2 separate regions of the Homo sapiens genome follow, and region 1 is linked to region 2. The links are chromatin loops, found by intact Hi-C in ENCODE. Cell type or tissue: natural killer cell. All regions are shown on one strand.

What was found. Peaks named below come from ENCODE experiments on the same cell type or tissue, not always from the same donor. Only the 100,000 strongest peaks of a DNase experiment are listed, where the experiment ranks them.
Region 1: it touches region 2 in a loop (2.2-fold over the local background); 1 of 110 quality-filtered maps calls a loop at or near these places.

What each region holds. Positions count from the first base shown.
Region 1 is chr6:22,058,870-22,066,869 of GRCh38, forward strand. The region is part of intron 8 of CASC15 (cancer susceptibility 15); the gene reads left to right. Among named protein-coding and RNA genes, the nearest start is that of NBAT1, 84 kb to the right of the region's middle. In natural killer cell, no CTCF peak of the experiment used is centred here; a DNase peak (open chromatin) is centred at 4,372.
Region 2 is chr6:21,921,303-21,929,302 of GRCh38, forward strand. The region is part of intron 5 of CASC15 (cancer susceptibility 15); the gene reads left to right. Among named protein-coding and RNA genes, the nearest start is that of NBAT1, 220 kb to the right of the region's middle. RefSeq lists an enhancer at 4,543-4,652. In natural killer cell, no CTCF peak of the experiment used is centred here; a DNase peak (open chromatin) is centred at 4,899.

The DNA.
Region 1 (8,000 bases), 140 kb after region 2:
GTAATTCATTCTCTCTGCTCTCACTCTCCTTCCAAATTTACTTCTACCTCTGTCATAGAATGTTTGAGCTGCCAGACAAGTAGGATCATGTCACTGCTGTGACTTAACATTAAATGTCCTGGTGTCTTTATTTCAGATGTTCTGTTTTTCCTCTATTTTCTGCTCACATGAACATACACACTTGCCAGGCACATTCTGGCTTTTCTTATTTCTCTTTCTGATTTTGCCTCCTTCCTGCCCCTGTTTTCTTCCCTTTTCTCTGGCTATAGAAACTGTCAGGTGGCCTTGCTGGCATCATCCTACCTCTTTTGAACTGTGTTACCCAGGAACTTCCATTTATTATGCCTCGAGCACTCTCTTTCTTTAATACTGTATCTCTCTGAGGGATAGTTAATGATCTTTGCAGCAAATGAAGGTGAACTGTAGCCACATTATTGTTAGAATACAGCCAACTATATGGAACAGATTGGGCTGAGCTTTGAACAGCTGGGGCTGGCAGAGTGAGTCTTGACTTCTCTCGGAAGAGTTCCAGAACTGCCAAATCATCAAACTTGAAGGGGAAAGAGGGACGAGAAAGGTTATGGGGATAGTGGTTCCTGCAGGTGCTTTTTGCTCTTGTGATCTACCTTTTTTGAAATGTTTACTAGTTTGTGGATCTGGCAAAGCATGGGCTAATTGAACCCAAGAGCTGCTGTCATTGCCACAGACTAGACCTGCTTAGTGGCCGTGGTGGTGTTTTATTGTTCATTTGCAGGTACTGAACATGGGATAAGATGGATGCTTTTGTTGTGAAAGCTTGTGGCTCTCTTCAGGCAACTAACTGAAACTATGTGTAGGTTTGAGGAGAATTTTGATCTGCAATGTGCATCGAACCCTAATATAAATTTAATAATGGCTCCATTGGAACTTTTGGACTATAATGTGGCTTCCTGGTGGATATAATAAATGAAAAATAGGCGAGGTAGGACAGATATCATAAACTGGGGGACCAGAGAGCTTAATCACTCCTTCAAAAATGTTGTGTTTGCCCTTATGAGGAGTTGTGTGTGTGTATGCACATGCATGGGTGCATGTGTGTTTAAATGACTTGCTGCCAATATTTTAAAAATGTTTATATAAACATTTGGTCAATTTTTCCAAAGAAGCCAGAATCTGACTTCACTGGTCTCCCACGGTCAATATCAGCTGTGGCTGAATAACAAGTACTCCATACCTCTCCTGGGTGGGCAGGGCAGGGACTTTCCAATTAACTAGAGTTTTCACCCTCTACTCCCACTGTTACTGCAGAGATTGGCCTTTGCAAGAAAAGTTCAGGAAAGAAAAGAGACAAGCCTTGGGATTGGGAAATAATGGGTTTGAATCTCAGCTTCATAGGCAGCTTTCTCAATTGGGGAAATTATTAAACTTTCTGAGCCTTAGTTTCCTCCTGAGTAGAGTGGGAATATACTCTGCACCTCTAATGGTTGCTGGAAGGAATATTAAGTAAAACAGCGTATTTAAAGTTTCTAAAACAACTATGTACATACACAGGAGGATTGCTGTACACATTTGCTGTTATTGTAGTTTTCAGTTGCTGTGTATCATAGGTGAGTTGATACCAACCCTTTAGTGTCCCATTGACCATGTTACAAAATTTAATAAACACTTGTGTTACTCAGAACAAAGGAGGAAACTTGTGCCTTGTCTTCCCATATTTTGGGCTTTGTTCTACAATATAAAATATATAGTTTTTCTACGGAAAAAAATCCAATAGAAACTGATTTCTTAAAGGTAGCACAATTTGAAGAGAGAAAAATCTTATAGTTTAGTTCATATTAGGTGGACTCTTCGTTTCCTTTTGACCGGGTCAAGGCTTTGTATTTTTGCATCTATACTTCTGAAGTTTCTGCCCCGCACCCCATCCCAATCACATTCAAAATCAGGCTGACAGTAATCCTGTACGTGGAACATGTGCTGAATCCTCATGGAAGGAAAGGTAAAGAAATGAAAGCCCTGTAGAAATTAATATATTTCCTTAGAGGTGGGCATGGAATGTAGCTTTTGTTAGGCTTACAATGCTGCGTTGAAGGTTTGTCAGCATTTTGTGCACACAGATTCTTTAAAACTTTTAAGGATTTTTTCCCTACATTATTGCATTCAGTTGGCATCATTTCTTTCTCTAATGTGTGACCTTTGACATCTATCAGAAAGTTTCAGTACATCTTTGGATGCCACACCAGCTGGGGGCAGGGACTACCCCGTTATTATAGTCATGGTTCAGAAATACAGGTTCTTCCCCCTATTTTTATACTTCCTGCATAGATGGGTTTCCTTTAGATGTGGATATTTCTCTTAAATGCATACTCTTGTCTCAAAATGGTGAAGGATACCAGTGTAGTAGTTTCTTCTTCTACTTCTGACAGTTACTGGGAAACTTGTGTCTTTCAATAAAATGCTTTCTAGAAGAAGGCAAGGTGGCTAGAAAATGTTAAGGCAGCTCAGGGACCAGTGGGAGAAAATAGATGTTAAAGGTAAAAAGTGACTTGTGATTAGTTCAGTTACGGAGTCCAAAAATCCAACCAGGTTTGTAGGTAACCAGTTACGTTTCAAATGTGATCTTAAGCCCACCCCGAGTGAGTGAACCTCAACATGAGAGTAGAAGACTCTGGAAGGGAAGATGTGAGAAGATAAAATACTGTTTTCAGAGCCCTAGGTTTTTGTTTGTTTGTTTGTTTGTTTGTTTGACATTTTTATGAGTGGAGGAATAGGACTACCTCTGGAACCTAAAATTGGGCTGAAATCCAGGTCCAGTTCTAGGTGATTGCTCAGGGTCCCTTCCCATTCCTTCCTCCATCTGCTCCTGCCCACTTGAGTGAAGGAGGTGAATAATAAAAGAGGAAAGAATGTGGATGAAAAGGAGAAGATGCAGAGAATGAAGATTCTCTGTCCTTTGTAAACCTTTTGTCCTAATCACCAAAAGTATTGTGGCATGTGTAAGTCTGAGAAAATATTTAGGTGAATCCCTTGAAATTGTCAGTATTTCAAGGGTTAAAAAAAGACAGTTTCACATAGTTCAAATGAAAGCAACAATTAGGTTTTTGCTAGAACTTCTCTGGGTCCACCAATGGGATGTATGGAGTGGTTTTAAAAAACCACACAAGGCTGGGCGCGGTGGCTCACGCCTGTAATCCCAGCACTTTAGGAGGCTGAGGCAGGCAGATCACCTGAGGTCAGGAGTTTGAGACCAGCCTGGCCAATGTGGGGAAACCCTGTCCCTACTAAAAATACAAAAATTAGCTGGGTGTGGTGGCACACACCTGTGATCCCAGCTACTCGGGAGGTTAAGGCGGGAGAATCGCTTGAACCCAGGAGGTGGACTTTGCAGTGAGCTGAGATGGTGCCACTGCCCTCCAGCCTGGGCAACAGAGTGAGGCTCTGTCTCAAAAATGAATAAATAAATAAAAATTTTAAAAACCACACAAGTTTTGGCATCCAACTGGATTTTTTTCCTTTTGCATATGCTTTTCTAACATATGCAGATATTTTCTTTGATTTTTCTTATAATCAGGCTTTCTTACTTTTTCTAAAATTGTAGTTATTGCCTCGAATCTCATAGCAGAGGAGTAGAGGCAACAAAAAGGAGAGCCAAGTGTGGGAGCAATTGAAGACCGTGGAGTTTTTTCAGATCATTCGCCTGGGAACTTGCATGGCAGTTGTGGGGTTCCAAAGATCCAAAATCAGGTGTTGTAACTTAGCTGACTTGAATATTTACTTTGAAAATAAGAAATGAATGTTAAAAAGTTGAAAAGTTATACACATGGGCACAATTTATTGAAACCTTTTCTTAGGGTAGATTGAACCTTGTTGAAAGTTGTGAAATTTGCTCAAATAGTCATTTTTTCTCTTTTTTTCTAGGTCTGAATGATTTCATGAATATTGTGGTAGTTTGGGCAAAGAACAAATTTGCTTAGTCAAGAAACATTAAAAGCCTCTACGAAGGCCTAGAGGTGGTGAAATCAGTGGTCCTCTGGTGGGCATGGTGTGTGTGTGTGTGCGCGCACACGCGTGTGACTCATCTGGGGTTGGCTCAGAGTGAAAGAGACAGATGCTTCCTTCGCCTGCTTGTTTCCTGGTTTTCAAAGCCCCTATTTCATTGTTGTTTTATTTTAAGGTTCGATGCCTTCTCCATCCGTCAGTGAGGGTGTGGAGAGCCTGCAGGCGTGTGCCTCCCTCTGTAACTTGCTATTCCTTGTGTAATGTCAAGTGGAAGTGTGAAGCACCACAAACTGCTCTGAGCAGAGCCCACTTCCCTTCACCCACGGAGAGCGTGAAGCAGTTACACCAACATCAATCAAGGAAAACCCACAGGCTGAGCTCACACGGTTGAAGCAGGTGCGTGAGCGAGCGTTCTGTGACAGGCACACGTGATTGAGGTGTACCTCGGCGTCTTGCCCACAGATGTCGGTTGCGATGACTGTGTGGGGCTGTGCCCATTCCCTGCAGAGCCGAGCCTGTCATGCTTGTGGGACACAGTGGGTGCAGCTCTTGGCAGCTCAGTGGGGTGAGCAGGTCAGGTAGTTCTGAAGTAGGCTTCTTTGCTGTTTACTCACTTGTTTAATGGTGAGGAGAAGAATCCAGGAGAAATAGTGTTTTATTTTCTTTCAGTGGTGTTTTGCAGTGAGAACACCCCTGGGATTACTCCTTTAAAACAGTAAACAAGAGGCCGGGTGTGGTGGCTCAGGTCTATAATACCAGCTCTTTGAGAGGCCGAAGCAGGAAGATTGTTTGAGCCCAGGAGTTCAAGATCAGCCTGGGCAACATCTCTAAAAGACACCATCTCTAAAAGAATTTTTTATTTTTTAATTTGCCTTGTGTGGTGGTGTCCCCTTGTTCTCCCAGCTACTTGGAGGCAGAGGTGGAAGGATCCCTTAAGCCTGGGAGGTCGAAACTGCAGTGAGCCATGGTTGCGCCACTGCACTCCAGCCTGGGCAACAGAGCGAGACCCTGTCTCAGAAATAAATAAATAAATGAAATAAAATAGTAAACAAGAAAACATTAGTATTAATTGATTTGCTAAGCCTAAGGGGGAAAATGTAAGGTCTTGAATCTCTGTATGTATGCATATGTGTGTATACATATCTATCAATATCTATCAAATGTGTATGTATGGAGTGGTTTTAAAAAACCACACAAGGCTGGGCGTGGTGGCTCACGCCTGTAATCCCAGCACTTTAGGAGGCTGAGGCAGGCGGATCACCTGAGGTCAGGAGTTTGAGACCAGCCTGGCCAATGTGGGGAAACTCTGTCCCTACTAAAAATACAAAAATTAGCTGGGTGTGGTGGCACACGCCTGTAATCCCAGCTACTCGGGAGGCTAAGGCAGGAGAATCGCTTGAACCCAGGAGGTGGAGTTTGCATATGTAGAGTAGACGTTTGTGTACACACATATATGTATATGTAAATATGTGTGTGCATGCATCAACACAGGCACCAATTTAAAGCAAAACTCAAGTGGGCCATGAGATAAAGAGAGAATGTCAATATCTAGACATTTAAAAATATCTGCTGACAAGGTGAAGGGGCTAGTAAAAAAATGCATATCTCATCCTAAGTCGAACCATCTTGATATGTATTGAGCTTTAGAAAATTTTCACAAAAGTTTTGAGCAATCTTAATTTTAAAAATACAGAGGCAGTTAATACTAAGACTTCAATATATATTGTGCTTTGTAAAAAGTGGCCAGTCTCTCAAGGCTGCTAATACCTGCTATTGGTTATGAGTATCTACTTTGAGCTGACACTTCAAAATGTTATACATATTATTTGCATTTACATATGTGAAACAATCACCCTTTCTTTAAGCAATGTAAAGTAAAACAAGACATATTTTTAAACTACTAAACTGACTCAGTTGGAGAATAATGATAAAAACCAGTATTACTATGGGTAAGGAAAAAAACCTGCCATTTTGGGGGAAATTTTTTGTATACTCTCTAAAGGTGATTTCACGATATGTAAAATCAAAAGCCACAAAATATTCTTACAGTTTCAGCAGTTCAGCTTCTAGGCAAATTTTTTCTCAGACTGTGATCAAATGTGTAAAAAATTTAGCTATAAGAATGCTTGATCGCAAACTTATTTATTTTTGATACATTTTGCTAGAAATGTCTAAATAATATTACAGTGGTCAAATAAATTATAGTAGAAATATGCAATAAAATACCAAGTGAGGCATTAAGCAGTGGTGTAGATTTCTCTAAGACCCTGTTTTTTTAAAAAACTAACAAATCAGTGTTTCATGCATTCAGTATGTGCAGATATATTATAAGCAGTTTGTGAGATTTATATAAATCTAAAAGTTGTTACAGCTGTGTGATTAGAGAATAATTAAATGGCTTTATTTTGCCTGTTGTTATAATTTTCTAATATTCAAGTGTATTACCTGCACATTAAATACAGAAAATGGCAAACATGGAAATAGCATATTGGGAGTATACTTGTAAGTTACCTAGAGATATTTGTGAAGACGAGGAAGGGAAAGAGGTTTCTTTCTTTTCTTTTCTTCTTTTTTTTCCTAGATGATGTCTTAGCAGAAAGTGTTAAAGACTAGTGATTGATTAATTAGTTCAACAAATATTTGTGTGCCTCTATGTGCCAGGTACTGGACAAGACTCTGGTCACATTGCTATGTACTTTTCACAGGAAAAATTGCTGAATCTGTTCTGTTTGATATTCTGCATCAATGTAGCTTTACCAGTAGAGAGTCAATAATATGAATATGAAAGTAATATGGGCATGTAAAATTATGATGTCACGGCCCAGCATGGTGGCTCATGCCTGTAATCTCAGCACTGTGGGAGGCCGAGGCAGGTGGATCACCTGAGGTTAGGAGTTCGAGACCAGCCTGACCAACATGGTGAAACGCTGTCTCTACTAAAAATATAAAAATTAGGTGGGTATGGTGGTGGGCGCCTGTAATCCTAGCTACTTGGGAGGCGGAGGCAGGAGAACTGCTTGAACCCGGGAGGCAGAGGTTTCAGTGAGCCAATATTGTGCCGTTGCACTCTAGCCTGGGTAACAAGAGTGAAACTCCATCTCAAAAAAAAAAAAAATTATGATGTCAGACTGACGTTTTGCTTCGTATTTTTACATATGCGTTTTATCTGCTTTATGCTGTTTCACATATTAAATGTGTGAAACTTTTTCTGTACTGTAGATAGTTGACACCATGAATTGTCTGGAAAGTCAAAAGCAAAAATTGAGAAGACTTGTTATAATTAATGAAAACTTTAAAGGACATTAAAAAGCTTATTTGCAAGTGCTTTGAAAAATCTGACTTTTCCATATTTTGTGAGGTTTTGGCTTTGATACTCAATCTTGGTTTAATGTTCTGCAGGTGTCCTTTGGGGAGTTAGAACAGGGTTTGCAGGGATGGGGAGATTGAGTGTGATGACTCTAGTGTCCACTCACTTGGAATGTTGAGACTCTGAGGCCTTAAATAGGAGGTTTAGATTTGGGATGTCTGACTGAAAGAGGGTTAGGATTCAGGCTGATGTGGAGATGCTCATTGAGGAGTTCAAATTCTTCTCTGAGCCCTTAAGAATCTACCCAAAGGACAGTCTTCTGATGTTCAGTCTCTTTCTCATGAAAATGATCTTAGAAGTTTAATCCTTCAAATGACCTCTTAACATGACTTCTCATACTGGTGTGAGATTAGAAAAAAAAAATTCCAGCCTGAACCATCAAGGGCTCCAAAATGAAGATTTTTTTTGAGTTTTAAAACTCTGAAAAAGTTTTTCATAAGTTATAAAAACAGAAAGGTTCTTGAGAGGAAGGGTTTGTTTTGGGTCAGTGCCAATGTGCCACAGTTGCTTTCCTTGTGTGTGTTTGTGTGTTTGTCTTTGTCTTCTGTCTGCCTGTCTGCGGGGATGATTATGGATTCTTGAACTTGGTTCTTTCTTTCCTATTGATTGGTGAAGGGAAGAAGTTAAACTTTGGATTTGGCTCTATTTCCATTGTCCA
Region 2 (8,000 bases):
CTAGATGGGGTAGCTTACTACACACCTAAGCTAGATGGTACAACCTATTGCTCTTGGGCTACAAACCTTATAGCATGTTACTGTACAAAATATTGTAGGCAATTATGACATAATGCTAGATATGTATGTATCTGAACATATCTAGACATAGAAAAGTTACAGTAAAAATATAAAGGATAAAAAGTAGGGCCAGGCACAGTGGCTCACACCTGGAATCCTGGCACTTTGAGAGGCTGAAGCGGGCAGATCACGAGGTCAGGAGTTCGAGACCAGCCTGGCTAATATGATGAAACCCCCGTCTCTACTGAAAATACAAAAAATTAGCTGGGCATGGTGGCGGGTGCCTGTAGTCCCAGCTACTTGGGAGGCTGAGGCAGGAGAATGGCGTGAACCCGGGAAGCGGAGCTTGCAGTGAGCCGACAAGACGCCACTGCACTCCAGCCTGGGCGACAGAGCAAGACTCCGTCTCAAAAAACAACAACAACAACAAAAAAAAACACAAACACATTGTACAGCTATACAACATTTTCTTTCCTTATATCTGCAAGATTTTTTCCATTTCTAATTTTTTTTTGTAACTTTCTAAACTTTTTTGTTGTTGTTAAAAACTGAGACACAAACACATATGTTACCTTAGGTTTACACAGGTCAGGATCATCAAGACGTCATTGGGCAATAGGAATTTTCAGCTCCATTATAATCTTAAGGGAACACAGACATATGCAGTCCGCGGGCTGAAACGTTGATTGTAAATACAGAACCTTTAGAGTGGTTCTTGGCATATTGTAAGCATTTGAATGTTAACTGTTCTTACTACTTATCTGCCTGTGTCCCTGTCAATGAAGTGAACCCTGGTCCTCTCCTTTCCCCTCTGCTCTGTCTTCTTCAGTGGGGTAGGGAGAAATCCTGCCTGCACCAAGTCACACAGTGGGTGTGTCCTGAAAGAATTCTTTTCATCATCTTGGAATGCTGTCCTTGGGATTCAGCTGACTTCCCTCAATCGGGACTCATACATCAAGAGGTCAGGAGTATAATTATCTCAGCTACTGTGAAGCCACAGAAAAGCACTTGCTGAGTCTGGATGTAAATTTATTGTGAAATTTAACAAAGAAAAAGTCACCTCCTTCTTTCCCTTTCTTCTCTTCAACTCAAATTGCATTTTAAAAGGTCTTCGTTTAGGATAAATAGATGTCATTTATCTACCATTAAAGGGCCTATCCTTCTTGGTTTGGGACATGTAAATACCTTCCTGAAGCACATGAGATGCCTTGGCTATTTACACCCTTTTCTGGGGGCAAGCATGCTTTCGTTCTTTTCTTTGACAATTAAAAATAAAATAAAACAGCTAGAAAGAAAAGTATAAGAAATTGTGGTGAGCCATAATTTTGATTATCAGGAATTTCTCACTCAGTTGATAAAGGGGTCAACCAATCTTCACTGTGTGTTTATCATAATTTATTACCCATGATGGTTTATCCCTCTAAATATGGTTCATCTGTGATATTTACAATAATTTTATGCAGATGTAGGTTACTTTTTGCATATAAACTACAAAAGATGGTGAACTTTCTCTTTTCAAGAAGAAATTCAGGAGGTAGTTTTAGGGGACTTAGTAGAGAGGCTGGTAAACCCTATTTTATGATTTTTAAAAAATAAAAATTTGAATGTAGTTTTAAAAAATATGTTTAAAGCAGAATATTTTGGTTCTGTTTCTAACTAGCTGTATGATCCTGGGCAAGTTAATTAACACATTTGGTTCTTTTTTGTAAAAGAAGTGTGCTAGTTTTCCAATATCTAGGATTTCTTCCAATGATAAAGTTCAGTGATTATATAAAATAAAAAGACTAATCAATTGAAGCTACACAGTGTTTTTAACCTTGTGTATGTATAATCATCATACATTGAAAGCCTTTTACATTGAAAGCCATAATTGAAAGCCTTTTAAAAAAAGTTATTTAAAAAAATTCATGTGCTTGAGTTCTGTCTACTAACATTGTGATTTAGTTTGTCTAGGGCTTGGCCTTGGGAAGTGTTTTTTTTTTTTTTTTTTTTTTGAGATGGAGTCTCTCTCTGTGACCCAGGCTGGAGTGCAGTGGCACGATCTGGGCTCACTGCAACCTCCGCCTTGCAGGTTCAAGCGATTCTCCTGCCTCAGCCTCCCGAGTAGCTGGGACTACAGGTGCCCGCCACCACGCCTGGCTAATTGTTGTATTTTTGGTAGAGACAGGGTTTCACCATATTGGCCAGGCTGGCCTTGAACTCATGACCTAGTGATCTGCCTGCCTTGGCCTCCTGAAGTGCTGGGATTACAGGTGTGAGCCACTGTGCCTGGCTGGGAAGTGTGTTTTTTAATCAAAGTTCCTCAGAGACTCTTCTGATGTACAGTAAGAATTGAGAGTGACTAATTTGCTATCAGTGATTCTTAAATGGAGAGAACATGAGTCCCAGAGAATTTAGGAAACCTCTGGGATTTTTCCAGAGTAAACTGTGTATTTGCACAAATTTTGAAACTGTAACTTAAAGATGTGCATGCCCTCCTATAATTAATAAATCTTGGGTTAAGAGTCTCTGATCCAGGAATCCCTTCCAGGATTCTGTTTTTATGAACTTCTACTAATCAAATTTATTATGTCAAGTAGGATAGGATTATAATGACCACTATGGCCACTGATGTGTCTGGTAGAAAATTCCATTGAGAGCCAGAGACACAGACATTTATGTTGAAACTAGGAAATAATGGAAATAGGGGATTTTTGTGTTTTTTTTTTGGCTTTGGCCTTGTTTACTGAGATTTGACCTTTCCGATAGGTTTCTTGACATCTTTGGAATGCAAAATTGGGGATACTAATATTTGCCACCAGGTAATATTTATTTAATGATGTGAGAACCCAGGGTGTTAGTTGACTGTAACTGTGATTATTAACAGGAAAATGCGATCAGAAATAATGGCACCTTTGTTATCACTGTGATTTTTTTTTTCCAATGGCACTGAAGGAAAAGTGATATTTGTTATCAAATCAGGCAGGGAATTTACAAATGATAACGAGTTAGAGAGGCTGCATTCTTTCTAGTATCTCACTCTACTTGTCACAAGTATCTTTCTCTTATGGAAAGATAAAAACACTTGATTTGGGCCATAAATTCACTCTGTCTTCTATCACCAGGGCCCTAGGAATCCTTGAACAATCTTGACCTCTTCCTATTCTTCTTTGATTGAAAGGATGCTTATTATGTGGTGATAGCTTTAGGAGGGCAAAGGAAAAACAGCAAATATATCAGTACAATTTCCTAAGAAAGGAAGCTTCTGTGGCCTTTTGGAGGGCAGAAATGCATACTTTTTATTGTGATGGTGTTGTGGTGGTGGTGATGATGATGGTGATGGTGAGGGTGGCGGTGATGGAGGTGATGGCAGTGGTGATGATGGCATGGTGGTGGTGGTGATGATGAATGGTGATAGTGATGATGGTGATGGTGAGGGTGAGGGTGGCGGTGATGGAGGTGATGGCAGTGGTGATGATGGCGTGGTGGTGGTGGTGATGATGAATGGTGATAGTGATGATGGTGATGGTGATGGTGAGGGTGGCGGTGATGGAGGTGATGGCAGTGGTGATGATGGCGTGGTGGTGGTGGTGATGATGAATGGTGATAGTGATGATGGTGATGGTGATGGTGAGGGTGACGGTGATGGAGGTGTTGGCAGTGGTGATGATGGTGTGGTGGTGGTGGTGATGATGAATGGTGATAGTGATGATGGTGATGGTGATTTTCCTCCCTCCACCCAACAACTTACACAAGAGCTTTGTGGATAGACCTAAGTGTTAATTGGTTTGGCTAAGAGTAAGCATTAAAAGCAAACACTCCCAATTCCCCAATTTTTCAATGTTAGATTCTAATGGATTTCTTCTGTTTGCAGTTGATTATCCTTGCCTTGATTACAAGTCAATGTTCTAGCAGAGTGAAGTCATTACTGGCCTTAATTTTCACAGCCTGGCACGGTTGGAGACTGCAGTGATAGAAATGGAGTGGCTAAAAAGAATTTAACTTTTTTTATTTTGAAAGTGCTGTGGGACCCTCTCAGCTATAGAATACTTGACAGACCAGATATTTCCGTGTATATACACAGCCTAGCTTTTGAAATAGCAGAATTGGATATACAAATTACTATCTCACTATCCATAGTGGAAAGTGTTCTTTCTGTAGGTTGGGAGCAAGTCTGGCGATTGGTTTAGGGGCGGGTCCAGTGGGCTGGGTCCTGCTTGTCTTCAGTCCCAAGCTTCCTGTTGTACTGTATTTGACCTGAAACTAGCTGCTGATATGACATCATCTTGGGTGTTGCTGGCACATTTTTTTTTTCTTTTCTCAGTAGATGTACACTTAATTATTTTTCCTTTTCAAAACATAATATAGGATGGGTGCACAGTGGCTCATGCCTGTAATCCTAGCACTTTGGGAGGCCACCTCTGGAAAATTGCTTGAGCCCAGGAGTTTGAGACCAGCCTGGGCAATATGGTCAAACCCTGCCTCTACAAAAATAAAAAATAATAAAAATAGCCAGATGTGGTGGCACATACCTATAGTCTCAGCTACTAGGAGGCTGAGGTGGAAGGATCTCTTGAGCCTGCTGTGAGCCGTGATTATGCCACTGCAGTCCAGCGTGGGCCACAGAGCAAGACCCTGTCTCAAAAAATCCGCCCCCCCCAAAACCACACAAAGGAGTTTTGGCTTGCTTTGCATACCCTATAGGTATGTCTGGCTCTTTCTGATGAGTGAGGTATTGTCCTCCTGTTTTCCTCCTTCCAAAGAAGTATCTGTTGACATAATATGCTTTTCAATCATCATTATTATAGAGCAGTCTGAGAAACCTTTAGGGCAAGTCAGGAAACCCCCGGCTTCCAGAGCAACTTTTCAACCCCTGAAAGACAGGCCTAACCAGACAGCAGCAGTTCATGTTTCTGTATTTGTAGAGATTTCGCTAGTGATAATCAAAGACCTCACAGAAGAGTGAAACATTTTATTTAGAATTGTATGTTAGGTGAAGTGAGCAACTCTCCAGGTGTCATTTTCCATCCGTGCACATCAGTCCTGACACGCCAGTGGTATAGTGCGGGAGCTCTTTGCTTAATGCAGAAATGAAGTCAAATTGCTCAGGTCAGCCTCAGCTATTTGGGGCTCTCAGACTCTGCTTTTTTCCCCCATTTCCTGGCTCCTCAGTATCTTTTACAACCCTCTGCTATGAGAGGTTTCTGCTAAGAGGGCTACTACTTTTCATTTTATTGATTGATTGATTGAGATGGAGTCTTGCTCTGTTGCCCAGGCTGGAGTGCAGTGGTGCGATCTTAGCTCACTGCAACCTCTGCCTCCTGGGTTCAAGTGATTCTCCTGCCTCAGACTCCCAAGTAGCTGGGATTACAGGTGCCCACCACCACGCCTGGGTAATTGTTGTACTTTTAGTAGAGATGGGATTTCCCCATGTTGGCCAGGCTGGTCTTGAACTCCTGACCTCAAGTGGTCTGTCTGACTCGGTACTTTACTTTTTTTTTTTTTTGAGAAAGAGCCTTACTCTGTTGCCCAGGCTGGAGTGCAGTGGTGTGATCTCAGGTCACTGCAACCTCCATCTCCTGAGTTCAAGCAATTCTCCCTGCCTCAGCCTCTTGAGTAGCTGGAATTAGAAGCACTTGCCACCATGCCTGGCTAATTTTTGTATTTTTAGCAGAGACAGGGTTTCGCCATGTTGGCCAGGCTGGTCTCGAACTCCTGACCTCAGGTGATGCACCCGCCTCGGCCTCCCAAAGTGCTGGAATTACAGGCATGAGCCACCGCGCCCGGCCTCGTACTTTTCATTTTAGATGCTTGGTAGCATTGGTTTTTCTGGATTCTGGCAGTGGTCAAATATTTTTCTAGAGCCCTGGCTAGGTGCCTGTCATACCTTATTTTGTCTGCTGAGCAGCTAAAATTTGGCGGAATCCTCCTGTACTTTCCCGCTCTTCACCTCAATCCTCCTGCCAGGAGTTTTACACACTTGGGTGTCCAACTCTAATCCAAAGCAAGGAAACTATTTGCTTGGATCTTGTAATTCCTGCCGTCTTTGTTAGTTCTAACTCTTCTGTTGCCTTCTCACAGATATCAAAAAGCAATAGAATTTGTCCTTGCCATATTTACTTTTTAACTAATGTACTGTATTTTACCTTTGCACCACCCACTCTAAGAAGACTTGGTAGCCTATTTGTGGCATGCAGATATATTCACAGAAAAACATAGGGGAAGGAAGAGGATGTGAGTAGGAAACAGGAGAGAATTGCATGTGGTTTTGATGAGAACTTCACCTGAGAAGAGCCTGCTATCTTTGGGCTCTGTTTCATCAGTTGTTGGAATCCTTTTCAGGCCGGAGCGGGCAGGAGGCAGGCCTGTTTCTCATCCTCCCTTCCAGAAGTGAAGTTAAACGTTGATGGCAGAGCATTGCATGAGAGCCATTGCATGGCTTTCATGATGATCGCTTTAGAACAGTTGTGGACAAACTTTCTGAAATAAGGGAAGCTATGCATAGTTAAACTTTAAGTCAATTTCCAATCAGTGCTCCTTGCCAGTGAAGCATTTCTTATAAGATGACAAGAATGGTAAGAATATGTTTTCTATGTTTGATTTCTTTTATCCCCAGGAACTTCAACAACTCTTATAAATCACTGATTCCTATACCTTTACCTTCAGTCTCTTTGGTCTCCTAAAATCCATGTTGCTGTTTCCAAAATTTAATACTGCTTTAAGTCTCCATCTAGCTGCCTAGGAGGTATATCACATTAAACATGAATGTGTTCAGAGAGAATCTGTTATTTTTACTCAACTTTTTAATCTTGTCTTCTCTACCTTTAAACTGCTGTCTAAGTGGGAGGATGGGATCCACCCTTGACTCTTCCTCACAGCTAATTGGATCACAGAGTCTTTTTTATTGTATCTAAATATCCCTAGAATTTGCCCTTCCTATTTCTGTGGCTATTGTTTTAAAGTTCAGTCCCTTTTTATTACTTGCTAGAGAACTGCAACGGATGCTGCCAATAGGCAAGATTTTTTTTTTTTTTTTTTTTTTTTTTGAGACAGAATCTTGCTCTGTCACCCAGGCTGGAGTGCAGTGGTGCGATTTCGGCTAACTGCAACATCTGCCTCCCAGATTCAAGCTGTTCTTGTGCCTCAGCTTCCCGAGTAGCTGGGATTACAGGCACATGCCATCATGCCTGGCTAATTTTTGTATTTTTAGTAAAGATGGGGTTTCACCATGTTGGCCAGGCTGGTCTTGAACCCCTGACCTGAAGTGATCCACCTGCCTCGACCTCCCAAGGTGCTGAGATTACAGGCATGAGCCACTGTGACCAGCCTAGGCAGGATTTTTGAGGAAATTTCTGATTACATCTTTCCCCTGCCTCAAATCCTCCAGGGTATCTTAAGACCCTTCCTAAACTGTCTTTTCTAAGTCCTTCTCCCATTTTACCTCTCCTCATTCTGTTTAAGGTGCCCTAGTTCAAGTGTTAAGAAATCATGCTGTTTGATTCCGTATGAATGGATTCATCCTTCTCTTGGCTCCTCCTCTTGTCACACTCCCTCCCGGACACTGTCCTGCTCACTCAGAAGCCTAGCTCAAAGTCTTCTTTGTGAAGCATTTGTCAATATACTTCTGTCTGTGGACCCTTTGTTATAAAATATCATATTAGATTGTAATTGTTGTTTATATGGCTGTCTTCCCCACTGAACTGGGTATTTCTCAAGAGCAATGACCGTGTAATGTCTGGCACCTGATAGACAGTCAATATTTGTTGAATGAATGTCAGTTGAGGATAGAGGCTATGGGTGTTACACCCTTCTTTTTTTTTTTTAATGCAGATCATGGTGACAATGCATACCTTATGTATATCAATAATGCTCCCACAATTTAGTTTTTAGCATATTTTCCTTTTACCTTTAAAATAACTACATTGCTACCTGTTGGAGATGAGAGTGGAATTTTAAATTAG